7 separate regions of the Homo sapiens genome follow, and regions 1, 3, 4, 5, 6 and 7 are each linked to region 2. Evidence: chromatin contacts called from ENCODE Hi-C or POLR2A ChIA-PET data. All regions are on one chromosome and are shown on one strand. The core of a region is the stretch at or near the end of the contact, and the rest is flanking DNA. Distances in the headings are between cores, read along the strand shown. Region 1 holds the start of OSTM1 (osteoclastogenesis associated transmembrane protein 1). Region 2 holds the start of AMD1 (adenosylmethionine decarboxylase 1). Region 3 holds the start of AFG1L (AFG1 like ATPase). Region 4 holds the start of FOXO3 (forkhead box O3). Region 5 holds the start of SNX3 (sorting nexin 3). Region 6 overlaps LINC02541 (long intergenic non-protein coding RNA 2541). Region 7 holds the start of SEC63 (SEC63 protein translocation regulator).

What was found. A loop is a pair of places that touch in the nucleus more often than their neighbours do. ChIA-PET counts read pairs that join two places held with the same protein, here RNA polymerase II (POLR2A). Pooled maps may share reads with other maps.
Region 1: a loop to region 2 is called in a map of CD8-positive, alpha-beta T cell, with 16 times the contacts of the local background. The contact joins the promoter of OSTM1 here to the promoter of AMD1 in region 2. A Hi-C loop is called at or near these places in 2 of 168 maps with a recorded cell type or tissue (CD8-positive, alpha-beta T cell and naive thymus-derived CD4-positive, alpha-beta T cell) and 5 of 50 pooled maps.
Region 3: a loop to region 2 is called in a map of CD8-positive, alpha-beta T cell, with 5 times the contacts of the local background. The contact joins the promoter of AFG1L here to the promoter of AMD1 in region 2. A Hi-C loop is called at or near these places in 2 of 168 maps with a recorded cell type or tissue (CD8-positive, alpha-beta T cell and naive thymus-derived CD4-positive, alpha-beta T cell) and 5 of 50 pooled maps.
Region 4: a loop to region 2 is called in a map of naive thymus-derived CD4-positive, alpha-beta T cell, with 16 times the contacts of the local background. The contact joins the promoter of FOXO3 here to the promoter of AMD1 in region 2. A Hi-C loop is called at or near these places in 1 of 168 maps with a recorded cell type or tissue (naive thymus-derived CD4-positive, alpha-beta T cell) and 10 of 50 pooled maps. POLR2A ChIA-PET finds 5 or more read pairs at or near these places in 3 of 52 experiments (CD4-positive, alpha-beta T cell, T-cell and activated CD8-positive, alpha-beta T cell).
Region 5: a loop to region 2 is called in a map of CD8-positive, alpha-beta T cell, with 12 times the contacts of the local background. The contact joins the promoter of SNX3 here to the promoter of AMD1 in region 2. A Hi-C loop is called at or near these places in 3 of 168 maps with a recorded cell type or tissue (CD8-positive, alpha-beta T cell, ascending aorta and naive thymus-derived CD4-positive, alpha-beta T cell) and 14 of 50 pooled maps. POLR2A ChIA-PET finds 5 or more read pairs at or near these places in 1 of 52 experiments (CD4-positive, alpha-beta T cell).
Region 6: a map with no recorded cell type shows a loop between it and region 2 (5-fold over the local background). The contact joins the enhancer-like site here to the promoter of AMD1 in region 2. A Hi-C loop is called at or near these places in 2 of 37 single-sample maps with no recorded cell type and 3 of 50 pooled maps.
Region 7: a map of ascending aorta shows a loop between it and region 2 (6-fold over the local background). The contact joins the promoter of SEC63 here to the promoter of AMD1 in region 2. A Hi-C loop is called at or near these places in 2 of 168 maps with a recorded cell type or tissue (ascending aorta and naive thymus-derived CD4-positive, alpha-beta T cell) and 12 of 50 pooled maps. POLR2A ChIA-PET finds 5 or more read pairs at or near these places in 2 of 52 experiments (CD4-positive, alpha-beta T cell and HEK293).

The regions. Positions count from the first base shown.
Region 1 is chr6:108,073,295-108,075,994 of GRCh38, reverse strand. OSTM1 (osteoclastogenesis associated transmembrane protein 1) reads left to right here and starts at 1,254. Exons shown (of 6, transcript NM_014028.4): 1 at 1,254-1,745. The coding sequence starts at 1,344. RefSeq lists a silencer at 1,044-1,483.
Region 2 is chr6:110,873,524-110,876,223 of GRCh38, reverse strand. AMD1 (adenosylmethionine decarboxylase 1) reads right to left here and starts at 1,439. Exons shown (of 9, transcript NM_001634.6): 1 at 1,009-1,439. The coding sequence starts at 1,118. RefSeq lists enhancers at 1-301, 302-1,017 and silencers at 265-454, 485-554, 615-864.
Region 3 is chr6:108,293,771-108,296,470 of GRCh38, reverse strand. AFG1L (AFG1 like ATPase) reads right to left here and starts at 1,417. Exons shown (of 13, transcript NM_145315.5): 1 at 1,253-1,417. The coding sequence starts at 1,391. RefSeq lists an enhancer at 1,076-1,565.
Region 4 is chr6:108,559,481-108,562,180 of GRCh38, reverse strand. FOXO3 (forkhead box O3) reads right to left here and starts at 1,264. Exons shown (of 3, transcript NM_001455.4): 1 at 352-1,264. The coding sequence starts at 972. RefSeq lists an enhancer at 287-787 and silencers at 1,231-1,450, 2,430-2,499, 2,540-2,700.
Region 5 is chr6:108,259,745-108,262,444 of GRCh38, reverse strand. It overlaps SNX3 (sorting nexin 3), which reads left to right and starts at 1,405. Exons shown (of 4, transcript NM_003795.6): 1 at 1,405-1,685. The coding sequence starts at 1,524. RefSeq lists an enhancer at 385-1,220 and silencers at 1,348-1,607, 1,718-1,827.
Region 6 is chr6:113,631,069-113,633,768 of GRCh38, reverse strand. All of the region lies in intron 1 of LINC02541 (long intergenic non-protein coding RNA 2541), which reads left to right. Among named protein-coding and RNA genes, the nearest start is that of LINC02541, 18 kb to the left of the region's middle. RefSeq lists enhancers at 1,414-1,463, 2,334-2,473, 2,494-2,700. Within about 2 kb of position 1,373, at least 26 of the 41 ENCODE cell types and tissues checked have a DNase peak (open chromatin) inside an H3K27ac peak, as active enhancers do.
Region 7 is chr6:107,956,784-107,959,483 of GRCh38, reverse strand. SEC63 (SEC63 protein translocation regulator) reads left to right here and starts at 1,276. Exons shown (of 21, transcript NM_007214.5): 1 at 1,276-1,598. The coding sequence starts at 1,475. RefSeq lists enhancers at 33-633, 1,236-1,837 and a silencer at 1,074-1,613.

The DNA of each region.
Region 1 (2,700 bases), core at 5-2,504, 2.8 Mb after region 2:
GATACTTGTCAGAAAACTGTTTTCCAGGTTATGAGCTTAAATTCTTTTTACAGACTGGCAACGGTATCAGGACGCTTTTTAGAGTGTCCCCTGCTATTGCCTCGGGCATGTCAGAAACTGGATAGGAGTTTCAAGTTGAGCAGTTTGTCCAGGATTTCCTGGGCTTTAGCACTGAACGCGCTGCGTCCCTGGTACCCCTTCAGTTCCAAGCAAACCTGCTTGTTGGCCACTGTAGGACCAGACTTACGTCAAGTACAGTTGCCACTACACAGATGTGGCTACTTACATTTAAGTTAAATACTTTTTACTTTTGAGATGGAGTCTCACTTTGTCGTGCAGGCTGGGGTACAGTGGCGCGATCTCGGCTCACTGCAGCCTCGACCTCCTGGCTCAAGCCATCCTCCCCGCTCAACCTAGGACTACAGGCTTGCGCCACCACGCCCAGCGGCTAATTTTTGTATTTTTAGTAGATACGGGGTTTCGCCATGTTGGCGAGGCTGGTCTCCAACTCCTGGCTTCAAGCGATCTGCCTGCCTCGGCCTCCCAAAGTGCTGGGATTACAGGCGTGAGCCACCGCGCCGGCCCTAAATTAAATTAAAAATTCAGTTCCTCAGCCGGCTCAACACCACACATGTGGCCAGTGGCTGCCTTAATAACGCAGATGTAGAATATTTCCCTCATCTCACAGAGTTCTGACAACGCTGAGGCAGACAGTTGAGAGTTTTTTTAAAAACAAAAACAAAAAGCTTGGAAACCGCTAGTCTCCACCACCTATAATAACCAACGGGCATTATTACTCTCTCCAAATGGGATGAGGAAAAAACTACGCTAAGGAACACCATGCAGAAAATCTGCCGAGGCACAGGCCAGCGGGGTTTCTCTGCGAACGCAGCCGACGGCCATTTCCACAGCGGAGGCCGTCGTCGGTCCAGCGAGGTAAGAAACTTGTAGGACGCCCGGAACTCCCAGAGGGTTGGGCGTTCAAGGGTCAGGACCCCCGAGATGCAATTGTCCAAAGCGGTGGGTGCTCGTGGTCACCGGCTGGCGAGCCTCGGCTACGGATACCCCAATGCACCACTCCGCCCCGCCCCGCGCCTAACGCCGGCTGGAGAGCGCGCGGCCGCAGGGTAGGCGCCCTCCCGCACGCGCGAAGGCCTGCGGCCCGGAGGCAGCCGGCAGCCAATGGGGCGGGGCGCCGCGCGCAGGGGGCGGGGCCGTGACGCGCCCTCCTCGTGACCCGGCTCTCGGCCTGCGCTCGCGGAAACCGGAAGCGGCGGCTGTCCGCGGTGCCGGCTGGGGGCGGAGAGGCGGCGGTGGGCTCCCTGGGGTGTGTGAGCCCGGTGATGGAGCCGGGCCCGACAGCCGCGCAGCGGAGGTGTTCGTTGCCGCCGTGGCTGCCGCTGGGGCTGCTGCTGTGGTCGGGGCTGGCCCTGGGCGCGCTCCCCTTCGGCAGCAGTCCGCACAGGGTCTTCCACGACCTCCTGTCGGAGCAGCAGTTGCTGGAGGTGGAGGACTTGTCCCTGTCCCTCCTGCAGGGTGGAGGGCTGGGGCCTCTGTCGCTGCCCCCGGACCTGCCGGATCTGGATCCTGAGTGCCGGGAGCTCCTGCTGGACTTCGCCAACAGCAGCGCAGAGCTGACAGGGTGTCTGGTGCGCAGCGCCCGGCCCGTGCGCCTCTGTCAGACCTGCTACCCCCTCTTCCAACAGGTCGTCAGCAAGATGGACAACATCAGCCGAGCCGCGGGGGTGGGTACAGGACCACGTCCGGGACTGTGGCTCAGGAGAGTTGGGAAAGGAGGAGGGTGTAATGATGGTCAGCGCTGGGGGCCTCAGTTTCCCCAACAGTAAGAAAAAGGGGTTGGACTGAGTCTGTAGAGTTGGGTCATCAGAAAAAGGGGGTGGCATTATGGGGCTTGGGATTTGGGTTTTTGCTTCCAAGAATGCTGTTGGACATCTTTGGTTCATATAGGTGTGATTGGTTTTCTTGGGGGTCCTGATTCCCCAACCCTCTTGCTCTTCCTCCACCCACTCCACCACGGCTTCTTCTCATCTTCACCTGGAGTTGCCAGGAAGGATCCTTTTCTGAAACAAGTGGGGTGGAGACACTGGTAGTGGTTAGAAATTTGAGCTTTGTAGCCAGAAATGTTCATGTCCACCAACTTCTAACTATGTAACCTTGGATTAATTATCTTCTCAGAACCTTAGTTTCCTCCTCTATAAAGTGGAAAGAACATCTGCCTAATGCGGCTGTTGGAAGAATTAAAAGAGATATTGCCTGTGACTTCATCTTAGTGATGTGAACAGTCTGGAGCTAGCTAGCGGCCAGGACTCCAGTTCCACTCTGCTTATTAGCGGTATACTATGGGCAAGTTACTTACATTCTCTGTGCCTGTTTACTAATCTGTAAAATGGGGATAAAAGGAGGTTTTAGAAAACAACACATAGTAATACCTCTAAGTAAATGGGAGGTAAATTTTTAAGAAATTGTAAGACTGCTCTTCATTCTTCATACCTTAAGGGTTCTCTAGGTGTGTGGTAGCTGCTGTGAGGCACTTAATTTTAAAAAGAAAAACAGACAATTCCTGCTCCTAAGTACTTTATAAAGTTTAGACTAGGAAAAGATTAGAGTGTCAGGGTTGGTGGGAGTCACGAGGTGTGGGCCGGATATGCTTGGTAAAGGAAAAACATGAGGAATAACATT
Region 2 (2,700 bases), core at 190-2,689:
AAGCATCCACGGGATCTCTGGGCTTTTATATAAGCATGGATTTCCACAGCAATACCAACTAAAACGCCTCTTCGGCGCGGTCAGCCCAAGTATCTCTCGCGTGACGGCCCGCAGTGGGAGTGGGCCCCAGATTCCTTTGCTCAAGCTTAAGGCATTAGAGGCATTATGTCCTGGGGCAGGCGGGCCTCCCTCCACCCGCACCTCTCCCGCCCCGCTCCGCCGGCTCCGTAGCAGGTTACACAACCCAAGGTCAAGAGATTGGGGAGCAGCCCCCAGCGGCCTCAGCGGCCGTGTCGAGGGCGGCCCCGGGGACTGCGCCGTCTGCCCAGCCGCCCCGAAAAGGCTCTGGCGCAGAGCATGTTAGGGGAGCGGTGGGGCCCCGCCACTGCGACATAACTGCTCCCGCCCAATCCCCGCCGCCCGAACGCCACATGCTGCCCGCGGCCGCCGCGGGTGGGAGGCCTCTTCGCCAGCCCCTCAGACAAGGCCGGGAGGGCCCCTCCTATCCGCGCCCGAGGCAAGAACAAGCGCCGCTCCCGCCCTCCATTCCCCGAAGCCGGCACGCCCGAATTAGCGCCTGACTAAGCCCGCCGAGCCACACCTGCCGGAGGCAACCCGCGCAGGCGCCCCCGACCCCCACCTGGGGCCCCTGCCGCCAACTACTACGGAGGGAAATGTCGGGAGGCGCGGGCCGCAAAACCACCCCGGGCCGCGCCGCCCGCCGCCCAGCGCGGGACGTTACCTGAGCACGCGGCCGCGCCGGCCTCCTCCCCTCCCCCAGGGCAATGCCAGGCGCGGCAACCACGGCGGGAGAAGCCGGCTCCGGCCCGCGTGGACATGGCCGCTCTCCCCCAAACCGCGCACCTTCCAAGGCCGCCGAAGCGACCCCAGGCCGCAGACTTGCCCCCAACTGAAAGCTGAGGGAACTCGGGCTCCACCCGTGGCTGGTGCCTCGGCGGCGGCGACAGCCCCCAGGCCCGGATGTCAGCGAGCGCCCCGGGGACCCACCTTGGGATAGTGCGAAGATCCCCAGATCCTTGGTTTGCGTCGGGCTGCTGCCGGGAGAACCAAACCTCCAGCAGCTTCTCGGTCCCTTCGAAAAAATGTGCAGCTTCCATCACCGTGAGACTAGCGAACAACCAACAACCACAGAAAATCAACTAAATTAAACCTCTTCTCCCGCCGCTGCCGCCGCCGCTGCGGATTGTTCCAGCTGTGTTACTAAAGTTCAGGTTCCTTTTTTTTTTTGCTATAATTTTATATTAACTTTTTTTAAAAAAAGGACTAATAAAATTTTCCCGGCTTTGTGTGAGCGAAAGTTGAACGTGAGTCTTTTGGAAATAGAGGCAGATACAGTTCAGTCTCTTGTATTCCGCTGCTTTCCCGTTAGAGAGAGTAGAGCGAGCGCTAGCTAATGTCGCCGGCCATACTGTGTAAGCGAGAGCGCTGCGTGAGCACCGCCCTTATATATCCCGGCTCCCCCCAAAAGACCAGGAAGTGACGCATCGTCCCACCTCCACGGCCTATAGCTGCTGCCGCCTGTCAATCACTCGCGGCCGAGTGGCGGCTGGCTGGCCGAGGGCCTGGCGGAGAGCGCGGGGAGCTGCCCACTGCGCTGCGGCTCGGGCTCTGGCCGGCTCCTGAGTGGGAGTTGGTGCTGTGATGTCCAGCTGGGGACTAGAAACCTCGGATCGAACGCAGAGTGGGTGGGGAGAGCGGGAACGGAATGAGGAAAGGCTGTGCAGAGCTGTTTAGAAAAAAAAAATGATTAGCAGAAAACATGGGTGGGTCCTTAGGGGTGTTGGCGGGGTTCAGCGGGGACGGTGGCCAGCGCTGGGTTGGCGTGGTGGTTTTGATCTTGTGCAGTTCACCGCGACTGCTGAGGTACTTGGCCATTCTTAAAAGTGTGTTTTCCCAAGGCGAACGCAGCCAGGCGTTAAAACTAAACATTTGTCCGTGACGCGCACGTTGCCAGGGGTCGAATTAGAAGGCGCTTTAATTCTGCTCACGCCTTGGCTGATGTGCGAATGAAAGCAGTCCTCGGCTGGTTTATACAATAGCCAGAAGCATTGTCTTCCTATTTCAGAAGAGAAAAGCAACGTGGCGCCCAGCCTTGGAGGGCCCCGGCTTTACCCACCTCCCACCGTGTGGCTCGCCATGCCTCCGAATTGGCTGAGCACAGCAGCCTCCGGGAAGCACTGGCAGCTCCGTTGCTCCATTAGCTCAACTGGTGGGAATTTATTCAGCAAAACTACTTCTAGAAACTGAATGTGTTAAATATAATCTGAACTTATTTGATCATGTTTTTCTTTGAATTTTATCAAGCTGATGTATTAATTGATGGAGGTTCTCCTTACCCCCCAAAATTTACAGTGCTATCTTCCCATGTGCTTAAGAAGGATTTACCTGGAAATTAATAAAACAGGGATTCCAGAGCTATCACTGGTGGTAACTTAAATAACTATCAGTCTAATATTTTATAAGTGTTAAGTATAAAATAGTCGTCAAGCCATGGTCAAACAGTTTAACCTCAGATGGCAAAACTGGTAACAAAGTTATTACTTTTACTTGGGAATATGGGAGGAAAAAAACCCAAGCTGACATAAAAATTGCTATTGTCACAAGACAAAAGGACTTTTCGCTATCATCCTTAGAAAAAAACTTTCCCCAAAGTGAAATAAGATGATGTCAACATGAAAA
Region 3 (2,700 bases), core at 168-2,667, 2.6 Mb after region 2:
GAGAAAAACTAAGCAGCTAAGGGATAGGGATAGAAAAAAGCCTTACATTTTGCCATATTCTTTCTTGCACCTGTTGAAATTTATAGCATTTGCTTTTATTGACTACCAAAAATGAAAAATAAAATTTATATTATAATCCACAGCTTACACTACCAGAATATTCCATTATATCTTTATTTATTTATTTACTTTTAACGACTACTCCAGCAGATCAGGGCTACCCCCAGGCAGTGTGTGGAGCCTATTCCATTATACTAAATGCATTATGCTAATCTTTGCAGAAAGACGTAAGGTGACCTAATCAAAGTTCTAGTATTAATTTCAACTGCATTGATGATAAGGGTCAAAGATTGTCATATTTTTAGCTAAATTAATAAATAATCTATTAAGGTATATACCTTATTAAGGTCTATCAATCTATTAAGGTATATTACAGGGGTTGCTTGGATTTGAGAAAAAGGAAAACGAGTATGTGGATGAGGGAGACAAGGAGAATAATTTCATTCATTCATTCACTCAAAAATCATATTTGCACGTCAAGTACCAATCATTGCGCTAAGTGCTTAGGAAACAATGACACAATGTCCTTGCCTTTGAAAATCGTGCAGTTTAGTGCGAATACATGAATAGAGCAGTAAAACTGGCACTCTTGGTTACTCAGAATATACATTCATTCATTCATTCATGAACATATAACTGAATGAAGGAAGCCAGGGAGAAAGAAAGCCCGGTGACAAAATAATTCCACTGAAGCCCCTAGTGACTTGAAAAGAACACCAAGAATCGATCCCTCAATCTGAGAATGTGTGTGGACCTTCCTTCCTAGAATCACGAGAGACATCAGGGCCTGCAGAGGTCCCAGGCGCGGCTCTTCCTCCAGTGCCCGTCAGTCACCAGCCCCGAGAGCTTGGAAAACGCAGAGGGTAGGGGTCCCCAGGCCCCAACCCCACACCTGCATCTCTTCAAGCCAGGCACTCCCACTAGGTTCAGCTCTCTAAACGTCCCGGAAGGAACAAACTCTGAGTCAACCTCTGACCCTCAAAATGAAAGTCACTCAGGGTCATTTCCCTCAGTGCTCAGGGCTCATTCACAGACAGTATAAAAGGTCAAGAGAAATGGAAACTCCTCTCGAGGAGCCCTCAGCTTCGTGAAAGCAGGAGACACCTGGGGTAGATCGGACAGGGAGGGTAATCCCAGAGGCTTCTCCAGTCATATGCAGTCGGCTCGGACTACTCATGGCACAGTCACTGACCTTTCCAAAAGGGCTTCCCAGGGGCGGTGGCCAGAGGAGCGAGAGCGGCGGCCCAGGCCCCGCACCCAACACATCTCCCTCTCAGCGGGCTCTGTGCTAAGGGGCGCAGGGTAACCAAGAGCGACCAGGAGGCCGCCATCTTGAACTCCGTACGAGGAGAGGAAGAGGAAAACTTTATTGGAACCCAGAAGAGAGACGGTGGCAAAGTCAAACCCCGCCGTGCACGCTGAAGGCTCCACCCGAGAGAACCAAGGGATCAGTTAGGGAACGTGACCTCCAGTAGCCACATGGGCGGGCTGCACTCCCGTGCCCTCCCGTCCTTCCGGACGCTGCCAGCCGGGACTACGACTCCCAGCATGCAGTGGGGTGGGGCGGGGTGGAACGGAACAGGCAGCTCCAGTCTGGGCAGTGGGAGGGAGGGCGATTCTCCGCCCGGCGCTGGCGGCCGGCCGAGGAACCCGAAGTTTTCAAGGAATTGGGAAGTGATTATGACGGGTAGGCAGGTAACCACTCTTGAGCCTTTTAAGTTAGCTCACATGACCGAGATTCCGAAACCTGAATAAAATGGAGGTGACCCAATGGGCCCTCGGGTTTTAACGGAAGAGTGGTGTCACTTCGTCACACCTCCCTAAATGGTAGGCCCATTTTTTATTTTATCTCCAGCGTCCAACTCATCTTTGACGAGTACCTGAAATGTGCGCCTACCGCTTTCCCTTTTCGTATTTGAATAATATAAATGGTACGCACTCAAATGTTTTGAAAGATTGTATAAGTGGCATGGGAAAGCCAAGGGCCTAAGAAGGACTGTCGGTGGACGGAGAAGTCATGGGACAGTGTATCCGAAGGGTAACTTCTCATTGATCTGCCCTAATTTGATTAAACAATAAATGCTTTGACATACTATAATAAGCGAATTAGGAGTACAAATTGCTGTCCAGAAGAGGCTGGCAATCCAGTAAGCGAGATGAATTCCAGAAAAGATAATACAGGCCGGGCTAGGTGGCTCATGCCTGGGAGGCCCAGGCAGGAGAATCGCTTGAGCCCGGGAGTTTGAGACCAGTCTGGGCAACATAGCGAGATCCTGTCTCTGCAAAAAATACAAAACTGGGCATGGTGGCCTGTGCCCTGTAGTCCTAGTTACTAGGGAGGCCGAGGTGGGGGTTGCGTCCAGGAGGTGGAGGCTGTAGTGAGCTGGGATTGTGCCACTGCACTCCTGCCTGGGAGACAGAGTGAGTCCCTGTCTCAAAAAAACAAAAAAAAAACAAAAAAAAAAAAAAAAAGAGAAGGCCCGGCGCGGTGGCTCACGCCTGTAATCCTAGCACTTTAGGAGGCTGAGGCAGGCGTATCACCTGAGGTCAGGAGTTCAAGACCAGCCTAGCCAACATGGTGAAACCCTGTCTCTACTAAAATACAAAAATTAGCCGGCATGATGGCAGGTGCCTATAATC
Region 4 (2,700 bases), core at 15-2,514, 2.3 Mb after region 2:
ACGGTAAACTCTACTCCAAAGTTGGCTGCGGACCTACCTCCTCGGTGCTGTCCGGAGAATCCAGCAAATGTACTCCTGTCCGTTCGCCCTTCCCTCGCCGGCGTCCCCTGCCCCCTCTCCTCACCTGGCCATGCCCCAAGCTTCTGGGGAGCCTCATTCACCCCTCCGAGACCGTCCCCAGGTGCCCCGACTCCGGGGATCAAAGATAACCCCCAAAGCCTCGCAGCGGAGGCTCCCCCTGCCAACCCCTTGCCCTGGAGCCCGCAAGCGCACTCCGACGAATCCGAGACGCGTCTCGCGCTGCGCAGGAGGCCCGGCGGGTCCTGCTGCCAGCCCGGGGTGGGTACGCACCTTCCAGCCGGCAGAGCTGTTGCTGTCGCCCTTATCCTTGAAGTAGGGCACGCAACGCACCATCCACTCGTAGATCTGGGACAGAGTGAGCCGTTTGTCCGGGGAGCTCTCGATGGCGCGGGTGATCAGGTCCGCGTAGGACAGGTTTCCCCAGGCGTTCCGCCGCGACGAACATTTCCTCGGCTGCCCGGAGCCCCCAGCCGCCCCCGGCTGCGGCGGTGGCAGCGGTTGCTGAGGCTGCAGCAGCGCCTGTGTACCCCCGCTCAGCCCGCCCGCCGCGGTGGCTGGCCCAGACCCGGGGTCTTGCCCTCCGGGTGCCAGCACCCGGGCCGAGTCCTCAAGGAGCAGCCCGGAGCCCAGCGTGCCGCTCCCGCCGCCGCCGCCGATCGCCATGGCCGAGCCGGCCCGTCCCCCGCCGTCCTCGTCGTCTTCATCGTCCTCCTCCTCGGGGATCATGGAGTCGGCGGCCGTCTCCCCCGAGGGCTTGGCAGGGCTCGCTTGGAGCTCCGGCCTTTGCAGGGGCCACGTACAGGATCGCGGACGGCTCTGGGGCTCGAACTCCGGGTCCAGCTCCACTTCGAGCGGAGAGAGCGGGGCCGGGGAAGCCGGTGCCTCTGCCATCTTCGCCGCCCGCCCGCCCGCGGCTGGGGCTCTCGCGCTCTCCTCTCGCGCCGGGGCGGGGTGCAGCGGGGGAGGGACGTGGACGCCGCGAAGGCTCCGGCTCCCGGGCGCCGCCGCCGCCGCCTGGGGAAGCACCAAAGAAGAGAGAAGGAGAGTTGGTTATCCCGGGCCGGAGCCCCGTCCTCGGCGAGTCCTCGCCCGCTGCCGCCACCTCCCAGTCCTGCCGCGCCCGCCTCCCAGGAACAGGAGGACCTGAAGACGTGCGGCCAGCGAACCTGGCGCAGCAGACACCGCCCCCCGGCCAGGCCGCGATGGAGCCGCGAGCGAATCGACGGCCTCGCGCGGGGCAGCCCCCTCCCCCCGCCGCCCAGCCGCAGGTCCCTCCCGGGCTAGGCGGCGGGGCGGGGAGAAGGGGGAGGGGCGCCCGGGGGAGGGGCGGCCGCGCCTTTAAAGCGGGCAGCGGCCGGAGCTGGCGCAGCCGAGCCGCGGTCAGAGCCCGAGCTCGGGTGTGCGTGCGTTTGTTTATGTTTCGCTCGGGCCCGCTCTAGTGCCTCCCGCGGCGCCGCCGCTCAAGTCTGTGCTGTCTTCGGCTCTTCTCCCCTTTCCTAGCCTGGCCGCCTCCGCGACCCCCCGTCACCCCCCACCCGGTCGAATGGCCCGAGCCCGGGGACTGCGCGGGCAGCTCCCTCTCCCCTCTTCGCCCGCGGGCCAGAGGGCGAACGGGGGTCTGGGCGCAGATGGGCCCTTGTCACTTCCAAAAAATAAAGGAAAGACAGAAAGAAGGGGGAGCAGCAGCCCAGCGGGTGTTCGCAGAGGTTCGAGCCCGGCGGGGACGGCCACTTCGGGGTTTTGTGTGGTTTGCATTCTCGCGGACGTCGTCCCCTCCGCCCCCTTCCCAGTCGGGATCCGGGGGAGGGAGCGAGTCGGAACATAAATCTTCCAACAGGTCGGGAAGCGCCAAGTCTCCCGGGCTGCTAGAAAACCCGGACCAGCACGTTCATCACCTCCTTGCTCCCGCTGCTGCCATCTTGACAGTTTCCCCCTTCCCGAGTCCTTTAAAAACACTAGCGGGCGAGAAGGGGGGCGCGCACACCGCGGCTCAGGGAGGGGAAAGGGAAGCGCCCGGCCCAGCTCGGAAGCAGATCCGGAGTCACCGGGAAGGCGGCCGCCCGCTGCACGGCTCCGGCGCCTACCTCGCTTCCTTCCCTTCAGGGACGCGGCGGGACGACGCACGATCCCGCGCGGGCCCGGGGCACGGCGAGGAGGGGGCGCGCAACCTCGGCGAAGGAGAAGCGCTCGGGCCGTCGCCGCAGCCCGCCCGAGGAACCGCCTGTCAGCTCGCGCGCCGCCACCTTCCACATTCCTCCTCCTCCCTTCCACGAGCAGGGCGGCCGCGGCAGCAGCACAAAGTTATAGACACACGCAGGGCGCCTCAACCTAGGCTGACGGCGGGCGGGTCCCCGCCCAGGGGGAGGGCTGGGCGGCGGGCTGGGCGGCGGGCCGGGCGCGCGGCGGGCGTGCGTGTGTGAGTGCGCGTGTGTGAGCTCGCGCGCGCCTGCGCGGCCCGGCTCCGCGGGGCTGCGGGCGTGGGTGTCCGGGCGCGCGCCGTGGGCCGGGACTCGGCGGGCTCCCGCTGCTGTCCCCGCTGGGCTCCTCCTCCCTCCCGAGAGTCTCAACGACAACAAAGCGCGGCGCTGGCCCGGGAGAGGAGGGAGAAGGGGGGAGAAG
Region 5 (2,700 bases), core at 156-2,655, 2.6 Mb after region 2:
GGAGACCAGCCTGGGAATCACAGTGAGATCCCGTCTCCACAAATAATTACTAATAATTTAAAATCTAAAGAAAAGGGGGGCGGGGAAGATCAGGTTATTTAAAGTAATTATAGTGTTAAACTTGACATATTAAAAAATGCAGAAATAGTTGTGAGGGATAACTCTCTGGGCAGAGATAGAAATGTATCGTATCTCAACATTTAAAATCTGCATTTCCCATTGGACCATAAGAGATGAACTAGGACCTAATTAATTGGGTTTTCTCCCCGTTTCTTTCTTTCTTTTTTTTGAGACAAAGTCTCACTCTATTACCCAGGCTGGAGTGCAATGGCAGATCTCAGCTCACTGCAACCTCTGCCTCCCGGGTTCAAGCGATTCTCCTGCCTCAGCCTCCAGAGTAGCTGGGATTACAGGCGCGCACCACCACGCCCAGCTAATTTTGCATTTTTAAGTAGAGATGGGGTTTCACCATGTGGGCAAGGCTAGTATCGAACTCCTGACCTCGTGATCCGCCCGCCTCGGCCTCCCAAAGTGCTGGGATTACAGGCATAAGCCACCGTGCCCGGCCTTCCTCCCCGTTTCTTAAAAAGGCTCATGTGAGTTGCATTTCCAGTCCTGTAGAGGTACGTTTAATACTTTTCAAAAAAAAAAAAAACTTATCAGGACTTCGTGAGAAACGAAAGTGGACACCCAAAGCAGCTTGCAGCCGGTCTACTGTTACTTTGTTTTAGCGGACCGACCTGTCTCCAAAATCGATTTGACCATAATGCTAGGATTTAACTAGGGCTTTAGTTTTTATTTCACTCCCCCACTTTACTGGTTTCAACCTATCAATCCAGACGCGTGTCTGGTGCAACGCTCGGGTTTATGGCAAAATCATCTCAGGCATTTGCTTAACCTTCTCCAGAAAGGCATTTTCAGGGGTTCACAGTGAGACGGTGCACAGGTTGGCACAGAGTTAGTAGGGGCAGTTTTGTTTCGATTTGCGGGCAAATCTCTAAGATCTCTCCGTTTAACTTTCGCCCGCAATTCCCAAAGCCGCTAAAGCCGTTTCCGGCGCTCTACCCCGCCGCAGGCCGAGGCTGGCGCAGAGAGACAGGAAGCGCCAGCTCTGGGCGTCTGGGTCCTCGCCTCCTCGGCCGCAGCCCCGCGGCGGCGCGCTCGCGGTGCATTGTGGGCGCTGTAGTCCGGCCGGAACCTGTTTGCGACCCCGAGTCCCATGACACCGCTTCTCCTCACACCCCAGTCCGCAGTGCCCCTCCCCAGCCTCGGCCGGGCCTCCCGGGAGCCGGGCGTGGCGTTCCAGCTAGTGAGCCGTTTCTCCCCTGGGCTCGGAGGCGGAAGCTTGAGGGGCGCGGGGAGGAGCTTCGCGTGCGGGGTGAACGCCCGCTCTACGTGCTCGTTCTCTTCGCGACCGCTGCGCGCGAGCCCCGTGTCCCCACGGCGGGCAGCAGCGGCGGCGGCGGCGGCTGAACGCGGAGGGGGCGGAGGGAGCCCGCGGCGGCGGCAGCAGCTACAGCGAAATGGCGGAGACCGTGGCTGACACCCGGCGGCTGATCACCAAGCCGCAGAACCTGAATGACGCCTACGGACCCCCCAGCAACTTCCTCGAGATCGATGTGAGCAACCCGCAAACGGTGGGGGTCGGCCGGGGCCGCTTCACCACTTACGAAATCAGGGTCAAGGTGAGGCCGTCTCTCCCCTCTCCCAAGAAACCCCTCCCGCTGGCTCTGGTCACCCCCACTCGACCCGGGAGTGGACCCCCGCGGGCAGCCACAGCCTCCCAGGCCGGGAGCCCCCTTGCAGAGGCGGGCCGGGGTCGTGAGCCAGGGCCCCTCTTCCTGTAGGGCTGGTGTGGGGGGCTGCAGAGCGAGCCCGGCGCGCTGGCACTTGGAGAAGGTGCTCGAAGAGGAGGGCGTGGGTTGAGCGCCGCTTGCCCCTCCAGCAGCTGATCAGGGAATGACATTTGAGTTGGAAAGGGGTAGATCTTTCGAGAACACATCCCTTCGCTGGGAAGGGAAAGAGATGTTGACAGAGAAAAGGGGCTTGCGCAAAGTTAAAGCCTTTTCCCAGTTTTCTCTTCCTGGAGACTTCCCAGAGGTAGCAAGCCAACCCGGCTGCTCCAGGCCCTTCCCGAGCTGCTAAAGTAACCTGGGTTGTGCAGTCTTCTGAACGGGACTTAATGAAAGTTCACAGAAGCCTGACAATTTTTGATAGGGCTGAGCCAGACCAGAAGGGTGATTGGACATGGTTGACTTCAGCATTTTGGGCCACCGCCCTGCCAAAGGCTGAGGTGTGGTGTCACCTACCTCATAATCCAGAACTACAGTTGCTTTAAGAAAAGACTAGGGATCTTGCTCTCTTAATTCGAGATTTGCACTTAATTGAATAAAGAAATCAACAGAAATAAAATATACCTAATTTCATAACTAGTATTTGTTGGCAATAATTTAGATGATTTGAAAGATGTTAATTGAAAATAGTGCTTCACTTTCACTCTATAATTCAGGATTAAAGAATTTGCCCATGTATGGAAGCATCTTTAAAAATTAATTACATTAATTTAAAGATGACAGCAAATTATTAAAAGTTAAGTGTAAAGCGATTTTTCCTTTAATCAAAATTTATATGACAAGCTACTATTAACATTTAAGTGAAAAAATTCTCATTAACTTACACACTTTGTGTCGTGAAAAACAC
Region 6 (2,700 bases), core at 124-2,623, 2.8 Mb before region 2:
TGCTTAAATTTTATTTAAACTAGTAAGAAGGTGGGATCAAATACAGTGAAAGTCTAATGGTTAGGTAACACTTTGGCTGTAATACCCTCTTCCCTCTAATCAATGCAGTATAATAAAGACAGGTTCTAATATCTCCTCCTGAAACTGGGAGGAATTTTAAACATTCTCCCTTCTACATCATCAGAACAATATAGTTTTACTTTCACTACCTTTAAAAACATTAAGGAAAGTAGAGAACAATATTCAGATTAGTTATAAGATCAATTTTCCTATCTCCTTCTATAAGTTTCTAGGATTTTGTATATTTGGTGTGTAACATACTAACTATGTTGTATTTTTCTGTGCTTTTAGTCACAAAAAGATCCTTGCTTAAAACAAACATTTTCTAAAGACATCAAAGGCCATGTAGAAAAACATAATATAAAAAGTATTTGCAAGCTGGGTGTGGTAGCTCCCATGTCTGTAATCCTAGCACTTTGGGAGGCAGAGGTGGGAGGATCACTGCTCCTCACCCACCTACAGGTGGCTCCCATGCTTGTAATCCCAACACTTTGGGAGGCAGAGGTGGGAGGATCGCTTGAGCCCAGGAGTTTGAGACCAGCCTGAGTAACATAGTGAGACCCTGACTCAAAAATTAGCTGGGCATGGCGGCTCATGCCTGTAGTGCTAGCTATTTGGTCTTGAACTCCTGGCTTCAAGCAATCCTCCCACCTCAGACTCCCAAAGTGCTGGGATTACAGGCATGAGCCACCACACCTGCCCTATCCTACCTATTTGGGAGGCCAAGGTGGGAGGATTGCTTGAGCCTGAAAGGTCGAGGCTTCAGTGAGCCATTATTGTGCCACTGCACTCTAGCCTGCATGGCAGAGCAAGATCCTGTATCAAAAAAAAAAAAAAAAAAAAAGAATTTACAGTTGTGTGCCATAGCTTATTAGCAACAGTAGAGAAATTATAGCACAATATTTGCTGATACCACAAGGGAACACATATTTGTGGTGTCTATCTTTCATGTGTTTTTATTTTAGGAAATGAATGCTGATGTTAGGCAACTTAATCCCTTCCTTGTGACTTTTGCTCCTATTTCCAAGCTGGGTATCTCTTACACAGGCATTAACAAGTAGGTTGACTGTCGGGACAAGCCCAGGGATGGCATTGTTTCTATTTGCTGATAAATGACTCTGGGGCTGTGAAGACTCAGACCCAAGGAGTGACTCAGAAAGTCAGGGGCCCATGTCATTCTGCTCTGGGTTCAGACGTGCACTGCAGCAGCACCGGGACTTGACAGCCCTACGGCTCGATCAGCTTTCTGTTTTCATTGCCTTACGATGCCATGAGTGGAACTATTGTCAAATCAGAGTTCACTCCCCAGCTTTTCAGTCTTTCCCCTAATTCTTGCTCTATCAGAGGTCGAGGACAACAGTATAATGATTCATAGGTTCTACTTCCTGGCAAGTAATCATTTTCCCACGGTGAGTAATGATTTATGCTGAGAGGGGTAAAGAATTGTGATTTGCTTTTTTCTGTGTGGCCTTTCTGCTGACAGAGGGTTGGCTAGGAATACTTTTTTTTTCCATTTGTAAGGCCATCTAGAAAATGTTTTAAAGCATTTTAATTTTTTAAACATAGGCTCTTTAAATATATATATTATTCATAGAGAACTGGAATAATCCCCTCATATACTTTGTTAAAAAACAAAGACAATTTTGAAATTTCCTTTTTTATGTTGGCATGTGAGGACTCGGTGTGCCTCATAGAAGTCAAGAGCTGTAGAGGCCCACTACAACCCCACTTTTTAGATGGGAACACTGAGACCTGGAGAAGTTACTTGAGTTGTCCATTTCCACAGAACTGGCTAGTGACAGAGACAGATTGAAGCTTAAATTAGCTCATCATAGGCTATGATTTTATCTAACTTTAGGCTTACTTGTACCATGTCATAAGGGGAAATCTAGGTTTAAAGAAGTCCATGACTTTCACAGTGAACCACATGAATTAATGACAGAAGGGCCAAGGCAGAAGCATAGTAATTGGTATCGGATGGACCTTGGCTTGAATCGTGGCCCTGGAACTGGATGATGTTGGCTAATTTACTTAATTTATCTGAGTATGTTTTCTCACTTTACAGATGAGAATGGGGATAATAATGTCAATTTCATATCATCTGATGTAAGAGTAAGAGATAAGGCATGCAAGGCTCCTGACACATGGTAGGCTTTCAATAAACAGAAGCTCTAATTATTTTTTAAAACTAAGCGACACCTGTCCTTGCTCTCTGGGTTTCCTTTTCAAAGCAGCCCTAGTTATACTTCGCACTATCTTAGAACTTTGCTTTGTCAGACTCAACAGTTAGTTTTCTCAAGCCACTACTGAAATTTTTCCCTTAGTACTCTGCATCTGAGTTGTCTCATTTCCTGGAGGCCCTGTCACAGGCCAGTAGGCTGTTACAGAACATGATCTGAAACCTCACTGGCAAGGGAAGTCCCCTTCAAAAGAGGCATTTTTTTCCCCTTCTGGAGTTTCACGCTTCTCTTTCAGATTATGTAGGCAACCCCTCAACCGGAGGACACAGATGAAGGTCCTGCCCCGATTGTCCTGTGGACAGTGTGGGTGCAGTGGGGAGGCTGAGGGTCTGGGCATATTTGCCCCATATGTCGTCACTGCCACCATTTCTGCCTCTGTACCTCCATGTCCTTTCAGCTT
Region 7 (2,700 bases), core at 27-2,526, 2.9 Mb after region 2:
AGGAAATTTTAAGGTCCTGGGCGATGGAGGGTCAAGGGCACACTGGCTTTGTGGCATCAAAATGATATGGGTTTGAATCCTCAGACATTCTTTTACTGTGAGGGACCTTGGGCAGTCTCTCTGGGCCTCAATTTTCTCATTTGTAGAGCAGACATACTTTGCTTTATTCCATGGGGTTTACTGATGACTAAATGACACAAAACAATAAAGGTCTCAGCCTACCGCCTGAAGCTGGTGGTTATAATTAGCAGCTCTGGAATGGGTAGGGAACCATCTGTAACGGCTTGGGGAAATCTTCATCTGCAAGATGGGCACAGCGTAGATTCAAATCTGTCGCCCAGTGGAGAGCGATCCGGTCTCACTGCAACCTCCGCCTCCCGGGTTCAAGCGATTCTCCTGCCTCAGCCTCCTGAGTAGCTGGGATTACAGGCGCGTGCCACCACAGCCGGCTAGTTTTTGTATTTTTAGTAGAGACGCGGTTTCACCATGTTGGTTAGGCTGGTCTGGAACTCCTGACCTCATGATCCACCCGGTCTCCCAAAGTACTGGGATTACAGGCATGAGCCACTGCGCCCGGCCAGATAGTAAACATTGCTTTGAAAACACAACTGCAACCCACACCTCCCGCAACCCACACCTCCCCATCCCCCAATTTTTTTTTTTTTTGAGATGGAGGCGCGCGCCACCACGTCCGGCTAATTTTTGTATTTTTAGTAGAGAGTGGGTTTCACCATGTTGGTCAGGCTGGTCTCGAACTCCTGATCTCATGATCCGTCCGCCTCGGCCTCTCAAAGTGCTGGGATTACAGGCGTGAGCCACTGTGCCCGGCCTCCCACCCCCTATTCTAAATGACACTTGTTTCCAAAATATGGGGGCTGGAGGAGCAGATCCAGAACCCAAGGAAACGTGATCAACCAGGGCAATTAATCCAGAGGGCAGGACAGGCTGAGCCTCAGCTCTTCTCTGAATATCTGGGACCCCTGCGCAGCCAGGTGAACCGCCCGCGACCGCTGCTCCGGCGGGAAGCCTTCTCTGGGATCCTGTACGCCGACGCCCGGAATCCGGCGTGGTGCGCTGGGAAACTGAGCGGTGGAGGAAGGCGGAGCGGTTAGGGGCGGGACCCTAGGGGAGGGGTTGGGGGAGGGCTTTGACGTTAGGGCGGGGCTAAGGGCGAGACCTCGCCGAGTTCCACCGTTGCGCTCGCCACGTCTCCCTTAGCGAGCTCGCTGGGGACACGCAGGGGGAGGGAAAACTGAGCGGGGCGGGAACTATCTCCTCTCGCGAGAGCTGGCGACGGCGGCGGCAGCGGCAGAGGTGGCGGCGGCGTGTCCGTGAGAGTGGCGTGGGGGCGGGGAGGAGAGGCGGCGGCGGCAGTGTCCAAGCTACGCCACTCGGGCCGGGGCGTTGGGAGCGGGAGTGCAGAGCGTGGTCGTGGCGGCGGCGGTGAGAAGAGCGAGGCGGAGGAGGGGGTGCCATGGCCGGGCAGCAGTTCCAGTACGATGACAGTGGGAACACCTTCTTCTACTTCCTCACCTCCTTCGTGGGGCTCATCGTGATCCCGGCGACATACTACCTCTGGCCCCGAGATCAGAATGCCGGTGAGTCCCGCCGGCCTTTGCCCGCGAACCCGCGCAGGCCCCGCCAGCGCCCCCAGGCCCTGCGGCGCCCGCTTGCCCGGCCCCAGCCCGCGGCGTCCGGGATGACAGGGACGGTGCGGCCCGGCCTGTGTCCAGCGTCCGCCACTGGCGGGGCCCGGGTCAGCAGCGTTTCCCTCGGCGCTTCTCCACCTCCCTTCATTGTCCTCAGGAGTTTCGCTCGCTCCATCTTCTCCATTGTTGTGGACGCTCCTTGCAGCCTCCTCCTGCCTCTTTGTCTTCTCTGCCTTTGCTTTTATTGGGGATTTTTCTTTATGGAGGAAGCGGGATGGGGACTTGGGAGGTGAGCAAAGAGTTGGCCAAGAAGAGACTGAACGTGCGGGCACAACTCTCAGTCCGTCCAGTTCGCGGCCCTCATCCCCCGACTCCGGTTTCCCTGTTGCAGCTGCTCTTAACAGATGTTTTAGGGCATCTCTGAGCCGGGTGGCATGCTTAGGACTCCAATTGAGCTTTCCACCGCCTACCCCCGTCACTTCCTCCCGTTGCTTTTTCATTTGTTCACTCACTGTGGGGGTTGGAAGCAATGCCGTTATTCCTCTTAGCAAAAATAGGCTTTTTTCTATTTCCTTTTCTTCGGAGTTTCCTGTTTGTGACGGAAAAAGTGCAAGTATGAAGGATTAAGTCTCGTTTAATTAATCTTGTAGGGAATTTTGAGGTAGTGGGTCGATTTACTTTTGGTTCTAAGTCTTTTCACATTAAACAACATCGAATTAAAGCACAGAATAACAGATTCTTTTCATATTTCACTTGATGTTTGGGTAATGTTTGCATCCATTTGTTGCACTCTACTAGGACATATGGCAGATGGTATTCTTAAAGCTGATGTAACTGCGAGGGCCTAATGGGTTATTTATGGTAGTGTTAACAGTAAGGAGTGGGTTTTGAGTATTAACAACTTAGGGAAAGCTTTCTATTGCACAAGAGCTGTGCTAACTTGCTTAAATATCTTCTCTTCAATTGGGTGTGCTGGAGGTCTAGGTTGTCCAGGTTATATACTCTACTTGGAGAAGTTGTTAACAGTGAAGCCTTGAATCAGCTCAGAACT